Linked DNA regions of Homo sapiens: region 2 is linked to region 1. A link is an interaction called in ENCODE POLR2A ChIA-PET data of the cell type or tissue named here. Cell type or tissue: K562. All regions are shown on one strand.

Region 1 (4,000 bases):
ACTTTGATTATGTTTTAAGGTTTTTCATAATAAAATGTTAAAAACTAAAAAGGAAAGACATCCACCCCTTCCTTCCTTGCCCCTCTCACTGGATGTGAAGCTGGCCAAGCCCCTCACACCCTCGCCTGTATTAGTGGCCCTCTATGAGGGCTGTGTAATATAACAGCCTTACATAACAGGGTTGTGTAAGGACCAGCCTTAGGGAGCCCACCCCAGGCCCACATTGGGTAATAGTGTTACCTGCCCGTAGTTCCAGGGCCAGGAGGTGATGAATCTTTCATGACCCTTGTAAACAAAGCCATAATCTCGCATGATATACTCCTGCAGCAGTATTTCACTTGGCAGGTAGACGTCGTCCTCTGAGCAGTTAAGAGTAGTGGAGGGGGCAAAACCCCAAACCAAAAAAACAGAGTATTAAATTAAAAAACAGTAACGACAACGTGTTTCTGGAAAACAGGAGGAACAGTCGATGGGTTGATAGCAACAGAAATTAAGACTAGACCCCCTTAAAGGTCTACTATGTGCTTTTCTAGAAGCCAGAAATACAATGTACACTTTAAAAACCAACGATCTTTTCTTGATTGTAAAAGTGACTGATTGTAGAGTTGGCTTATTGTAGAGATTCAGAAAATACAGATAGATGGGTAGAAGACAATGGAAACTGCTCACTCCCACTACTCAGAGACACCCACCGTTATGTTTTGGTGTATTCTAGCCACTCTCTCTTTCTGTGCATACTTAATACAATTAGGCTCATATTAGGAAATGTTTCAATGTTTTCACTTAACATCACGTCATGAATACTTTCCTCATGCCATTAGAAATTCTTTGTAAAGATGATTTTTGTGAGAGCACACGCTACTACATTGCATAGCTATGTGGCGATTTATTTTCTGGGCTTTTTCCAAAGAACCTCACAGGGCCTTCCCAATGGATCAGGTTAGCAATACAAGCTGTGGGCACATCCTACCTGGACTCCAAGGGTTAAAAAGTAGGATGAAAGTTCCCAGCGGGTAAGTCACACTGTGACCTTGGCCCTGAGAGATCTCTATTTTCAGAGTGTAATGGCCAATAACTGCATTGGCTGGTGTGAAAAGGGAAACTTGGAGAGAGTTGGAGTCAATGGTGAAATCAGAAGCGCTCCAGACATTCCCGGGCTGGACCCGGGTGAGGAAGAATGTGGCTCGGGTCCCCAGCAGCTCTGACGGCTTGGGTCCTGTGTAGGAGAGAATGACCCCACAGTGAGGCTCAAAAAACCTGTATGGTATATGATTCCAGGGGAGTCGGAAGGACCGTCACCTTCTCCCACCACCTGCTAATGCTTTTGGCTTTTACTGCCACCGAGTGTCCTCAGGCAAACCATTTAAGACCCCCAGGCCTCCGTTTTTTAATCTGTTAAAAGGGGATCATAATAGTACCACCTGAAAGTCTTGTCCTGGGGATTAAATGAGCTAATGTGTGTAAAGTTTTAGCACAGTGCTTGTTGTGTATCTACAGGTCGGTTGTTAACTGCCACAACCTCAGTTTGCCGAGTTGACCAAATCTCTCCTTAACAGCACTAACAGGGTCCTGAGCATGAGGGGTCTGGGGCTCCCAGGACAAGAAAGTGGAGGGCAGCTCAGGTGGGAAAGGCAGGGGCCCCGCAGGCAGACTCTGTAAATGCCCTCATTTTGACGGAACCTGCGGGGCCTTGGGACAGGGCAAACTCACCGGTCTCAGCCACAAAGGTGATGTGGTCGTTCTGGGACTGGAAGGGTCGGCTGAAGCTCAGCCGGAGGTAGAAGGGCTGGCCGCGGCGCACAGTGAGCCGCTTGACGCCCATCTCCTGCGTGTGGTGCTCCTTGTTGTTCCTGGAGCTCTGCAGGTCGACAGACTCAAGCCGCAAGGTTGCCACTAGGGGAGAGGAGGGGACAGGTCACGCCCACCTGCAGTCCCCTGGGCTCAGGCATCCCTTGTGGCTTCTCAGTCATTTCTGGGAGGTGCGGCGGGTGGTGGGGCGTGCGGGGGGTAGGTGGGGCGTGCGGGGGGGGAGGTGGGGTGTGCGGGGGGGGCGTGCGGGTGTGTGTGTGCGGGGGCGTGGGGTGTGCTGGGGAGGGTGGGGTGTGCGGGGGGGTGGGGTGTGCTGGGGAGGGTGGGGTGTGCGGGGGTGGGGTGGGGTGTGCGGGGGGCTGTGCGGGGGGAGTGGGGTGTGCGGGGGGATCGGCATGGGGAAGTGTTGATACTGGTGAATTCCATGTCTGGACCTGGAGCCACAATGATCAAGGATTGGGGTCCCCAAAAGGGAAACAATTCCAGATAACCGAAACTTAACCCCTGAAGTGCCGCTGCATGCTCTTAACTATTTGTTGACAATCTTTCTAAAAGTCACCCTTTTATCCTACTGATATAAGAATAAACATACTAGGATTTTGTATGAATTAAGTCAGTGAGCTGACTGGAAGCTGGGACTTCAGCCATAGGGCAAGTCCCTGCTTTGGAATTCTGGACACTCTCTGGGTCACTTGTAACTTACTTCTGACTTCTCAGCCATTTCCAGGTCTATGAGGAGGGCACTGCCTGCTTCCTGTGTGTGCACACCTGGTACATGGTTGTAAAACTCTCATAGCACAGTAGGCAGTGGGCAGGTTCTGGACTGACACAGCCTCAGGTCTATCATCTGGGCTGTGAGACCTCGAGCAAGTCACTTAATATCCCTAGACATCAGTGTCCTCATCTGAAAAATGGAGACAATTGTATTCCTACCTTATAGGGTTCATGTGGGCGTTAAGTGAGGATGCCCATGGAAGGACCTTGGCGTTGTGCCAGGTACAGAGTAAGGAGTCAATATTAGTTACTCTTACTGGTAGGAATCATGCGTTCTTGAATTGCATTTCTTTTGCGACCTTTGCTGGCAATGTTTAGATTGCATTTACTGTCGACAAAAGTTCATCAGGTCTTTCCTCTAGTAGTACATCAGTTTATCTCAGTGGTTCTCAACGGGAAATTCCGTGCCCTGGAGGACATTTGGCAATGTCTGAAGACATTTTTTACTGGGAAGAGAGGCTGCTAAGCAGCATCCTAAAGGAAAAACTCATATTTGCTCCCAGCCAGTTTTTGTGCCATTTGTATTTTGAACTTCCACAGAGGTTCTTAATGTTTTTGCATCTTTCCTACCTATCTTGATCCTTTTTTTTTTTTGGAGACAGGGTCTCACTCTGCAGCCCGGCTGGAGTGCAATGGCATGCTCCTGGCTCACTGCAGCCTCAGCCTTCATTCTGGGCTCAAGTGATCCTCCCATCTCAGCTTCACAAGTATGTTGGACCACAGTTATGGGCTACCATGCCCTACAGTATTTTTTTTGTATTTTGTAGAGACAGCATCTCCCTATGTTGCCCAGGTTGATAGATTCTGATTTTTTGACCCAAATATTTTACTTTTCCATCTCTAGACTGGCTAAACTGTCTTCCAGTCTTCATCTAAGTAATCAGTAATAAGATGTTTCTAAGCATTAGAGCCTAAGTTGGTGGCCAGTTGTGTATCATCAGCTCTTTCTTCCATGTTAACACTGAGCCATTAAGAAATACTCTTTGGGGCTGGGCACCATGGCTCACGCCTGTAATCCCAGCACTTTGGGAGGCCAAGAAGGGTGAATCACTTGAGGTCAGGAGTTCGAGACCAACCTGGCCAACATGGTGAAACCCTGCATCTACTAAAATACAAAAATTAGCCAGGCCTGGTGGTGAGTGCCTGTGATCCCAGCTTCTTGGGAGGCTGAGGCGGGAGAATTGCCTGAGCCCAGGAGGTAGAGGTTGCAGTGAGCCAGGATTGCCCCATTGCACTCCAGCCTGGGTGACAGAGCAACTCCATCTCAAAAAAACATAGAACTAGAAAAAAAACTCTTTGGGCATAGCTGTTCAACTGCTTTAACTACATCTAATCTTTGAATAAAGCTGAAGTCAATGTTAATTTCCTTCACAATCTAAAATCAAATCCAGTTTTCATCTTTTCCATAAATGTGTCA
Region 2 (4,000 bases), 430 kb before region 1:
AGCCGAACAAGTGAAAAAATCACCAACTCTTCTTAGAGCAAACTGCTGCCTCCAAAATTGGAAAGAGAGATGGGCAGACACAGAGAGTTATGACATACCAGAGCAGAATCATACACGGGAACCAGTGCCAGAGTAGAAAAACCTGAATTGCAACTGACAGATTGCTGGAGGCTAGGTGTCAACAAGCCCAATACTTTAAAACTTCAGGGGTACCTAGTCATAGGTATGTTCCCTGAAATTTACAGAAATATTAGACAGAAGTCATGCTTTTGTGAGTTTTATCTCCAGGAGTTCAACTAGTTTTTTACAGTATATATAGGAGAAAAATTCCCTCATGCTTCCAGCAGGGAGAAGAGAAAAGGAACCATTTTTAAATATGCCACAGCATTCTGTTCTTCCTAACAAGGTCTGCCCTCAGGAGAAATAAGTTAACTACACCTAACCTGCTGGAGTTTGTTTTATTTATTTATTTTTTATTTAATTTTAATTTTAATTTTTGTATTTTATCAGGCAGGGTGTTACTCTGTTGCCCAGGCTGGAGTGCAGTGGCATAATCACAGCTCACTGCAGCCTTGACCTTCTGGGCTCAAGTGATCTTCCCACCTCTCAGCCTCCTGAGTAGCTGGGACTACAGGTGCACACCACCATGTCCAGATAATTTTTTGTATGTTTTGTATAGGTGGGATTTCACCACATTGCCCAGGCTGATCTCAATCTCCTGGGCTCAAGCAATCCACCCACCTCAGCCTCCCAAAGTGCTGGGATTACAGGCATGAGCAGTGCACCATACCTGGCCTGGGGTTTTACTGAAGCTTAATGGATCTGGCGGAGAGGAAATACCCAAATGCAACCCATTCTAACTATCCTGTCTCACCTAATGGGGTGCGGGGGGACTAGAAGCACTTAGGAGGTGCTTCACAGTCCAGAAGTATAGGCACACTAAAAAACTGAGAACTAATAATAGGACTATGGAATGCCTCCCCTCTCTCCACCCATTACCACATTACTAACAGTCTATTTTTGGCATTTGCTTTTATGCAGTACATTATGTCTAGCCATCAAGAAAAATATACAAGGAATACTAGAAGGCAAAAAAAACACAATTTGAATAGAAAAAGCAAATAAATATCAGAACCAAACATGGCAGGGATGTTGAAACAATCAGATCAGGAATTTAAAACAACACTGATTAATATGCTGAGGGCTCTAATGGATAAGGTAGACAGCATGCAAGAAGAGGTGGGTAATGTAAGCAGAGATGAAAATCCTAAGAAAGAACGAAAAGAAAACACTAAAGATCAAGAACACTGTAACAGAAATGATGAATGCCTTTTATAGGCTTATTAGTAGACTGGACACAGCTGAGGAGAAAAAAAAAAGTATCTGAGCTTGAGGATGTATCTACAGAAACCTCCAAAAGAGAAAATCAAAGAGGACAAAGACAAAAAAAGAAAACAAAGAAACAGAAGAAAGGATTAAGGAACAACTATAAAAGACATAACACAACCATACACAAAGGGAACACCAGAAAGGAAAGAGAGAAAGGAACAGGTAACTATATGAATCAATGACTAAGAATTTCCCCAAGTTAATATCAAACACCAAACCACAAATCCAGGAAATTCAGAAAACGCCAAGTGGGATAAATGCAAAACAAACAAACAAACAAAAAACCCCAAAAACCTACATCTAAACATACTATTTTCTAGCTATCAAAAATCAAAGATAAAGAAACAATTCTGACTCTGAAGAAGCAGTTTGAAAAAAAAGAAAAAATTCTGAATGAAGCTAGAGGGAAAAGAAAAACAAGCCTTACCTATAGAGGAACAACAACAACAACAACAAAAATTAGCCAGGCACAGTAGCTCATCCCTGTATCCCAACACTTTGGGAAGTCAAGGGGGTTGGATCGCTTGAGCCCAGGAGCTCAAGACCAACTGAACTCCTTGAGCCCAGGAGTTCAGTTCAGGCAATAGTGAGACCCCATCTCCACAAAAAATTAAACCTTAGCTGGGGTATTCTTTCTTTTTTTTTTTTTTTTTTTTTGAGATGGCATTTAGTGCTACACTAAATGCCTTTACACTCCTGTTGCCCAGGCTGGAGTGTAATGGCGGATCTCAGCTCACTGCAACCTCCGCTTCCCAGGTTCAAGCGATTCTCCTGCCTCAGCCTCCCAAGTGCACCACCATGCCTGGCTAACTTTTTGTATTTCTAGTAGAGATGGGGTTTCACCACGTTGGCCAGGCTGGTCTTGAAGTCCTGACCTCAGGTGATCCACCCACCTCAGCCTCCCAAAGTGCTGGGATTACAGGGATGAGCCACTGAGCCTGGCCTAAAGCTGGGTATTCTTATATCAGACAAAACAGAATTTAAACCAACAACAATCAAGAAGGACAAAGAAGGGTATTATATAATGATAACAGGTTCAATGCAGTAAGACTTAACTATCCTAAATACATATGCACCCAATATTGAAGCATCCAAATTCATAAAACAAGTTCTTCTTGACCTATGAAAAGACTTAGCCCCACAATAATAGTGGGAGACTTCAACAGCCCATTGACAGCATTAGACAAATCATCAAGGCAGAAAACTAACAAAGAAATTCTGGACTTAAACTCGACACTCAACCAATTAGACCTAATAGACATCTACAGAATACTCCACCCAATAACCACAGAATATACATTCTTCTTATCTGCACATGGAACATATTCTAAGATTGGCCACATGCTAGGTCATACAGCAAGTCTCAATAAATTCAAAAAATCAAAACCTAGCACTCTCAGACCACAGTGCAATAAAAATAGAAATCAATACCAAAAAGATCTATCAAAACTACAAAAATACATGGAAGTTAACCTAGTCCTGAATAACTCATGTGTGAACAATGAAATTAAGGCAGAAATAAAAAAATCATTGAAATTAATAAAAATAGAGACACAACTTACCAAAATATTTGGGATGCAGTTAAAGCAATGTTAAGAGGAAAGTTTGTAGCACTAAATGCCTTTATCAAGAAGTCAGAAAGATCTAAAATTAACAATCTAATATCTTGCATAGAATAGAAAAAAAAAGAGAACAAACTAATCCCAAAGCTAGCAAAAGAAAATAAATAAATAAAATCAGAGAAGAATTGAACAAAATTGAGACACAAAAATCCATACAAATGATCAATGAAATAAAGAGCTAATTTGTCAAAAGAATAAACAAGATTGACAGCACTAGCTACATTACCAAAGGGGGAAAAAGAGAAGATCCAAATAAGCACAATCAGAAATGACAAGGATGATAACTGATCCCACGGAAGTACAAAAGATCCTCCGAAGTTATTATGAACACCTCTAAGCACACAAACTAGAAAATCTAGAGGACATGGATACATTCCTGGAAACACACAAACTCCTAATATTAAACCAGGAAGAAAGTGAAAACCTGAACAGACCAACAACAAGACTCAAAATTGAATCAGTAATAAAAAACCTACCAACCAAAAAAAGCTCTGAACCAGACAGATTCACAGCCCAATTCTACCAGCTGCACAAAGAACTGGTATCAATCCGACTGAAACTATTTAAAAAAAAAATGAGGATGAGTGGCTCCTCCCTAATTCATTCTATGAAACCTGCATTAGCCTGATACCAAAATTTGGCAGAAACACAATAAAAAGAGAAAACTTCGGGCCAATATCCATGATGAACACAGACACAAAAATCCTCAACAAAATACTAGCAAACCAAATCCAGCAGCACATCCAAAAGTTAATTCACCATGATCAAGTAGGCTTTATTCTTGGGATGCACAGTTGGTTCAACACATGCAAATAAAAAAATGTGATTCACCACATAAACAGAATTAAAAACAAAAACCATATAGTCATCTCAATTAGATGCAAAAAAAATTTTTCAATAAAATCCAACATTCCTTCATGATAAATACCCTCAACAGACTAGGCATCAAAAGAACATATCTCAAAATAATAGCCATCTATGGCCAGGCG

What was found. ChIA-PET counts read pairs that join two places held together with the same protein. Peaks named below come from ENCODE experiments on the same cell type or tissue, not always from the same donor. Only the 100,000 strongest peaks of a DNase experiment are listed, where the experiment ranks them.
Region 2: POLR2A ChIA-PET joins it to region 1 with 6 read pairs; 2 of 35 experiments call an interaction of 5 or more read pairs at or near these places.

The regions. Positions count from the first base shown.
Region 1 is chr15:43,291,739-43,295,738 of GRCh38, forward strand. TGM7 (transglutaminase 7) reads right to left here. Exons shown (of 13, transcript NM_052955.3): 2 at 1,711-1,893; 3 at 971-1,216; 4 at 241-359. Among named protein-coding and RNA genes, the nearest start is that of TGM7, 8.5 kb to the right of the region's middle. In K562, no CTCF peak of the experiment used is centred here; a DNase peak (open chromatin) is centred at 1,923; H3K27me3 peaks cover 1,489 bases.
Region 2 is chr15:42,858,616-42,862,615 of GRCh38, forward strand. All of the region lies in intron 3 of TTBK2 (tau tubulin kinase 2), which reads right to left. Among named protein-coding and RNA genes, the nearest start is that of TTBK2, 60 kb to the right of the region's middle. In K562, no CTCF peak of the experiment used is centred here; no DNase peak of the experiment used is centred here.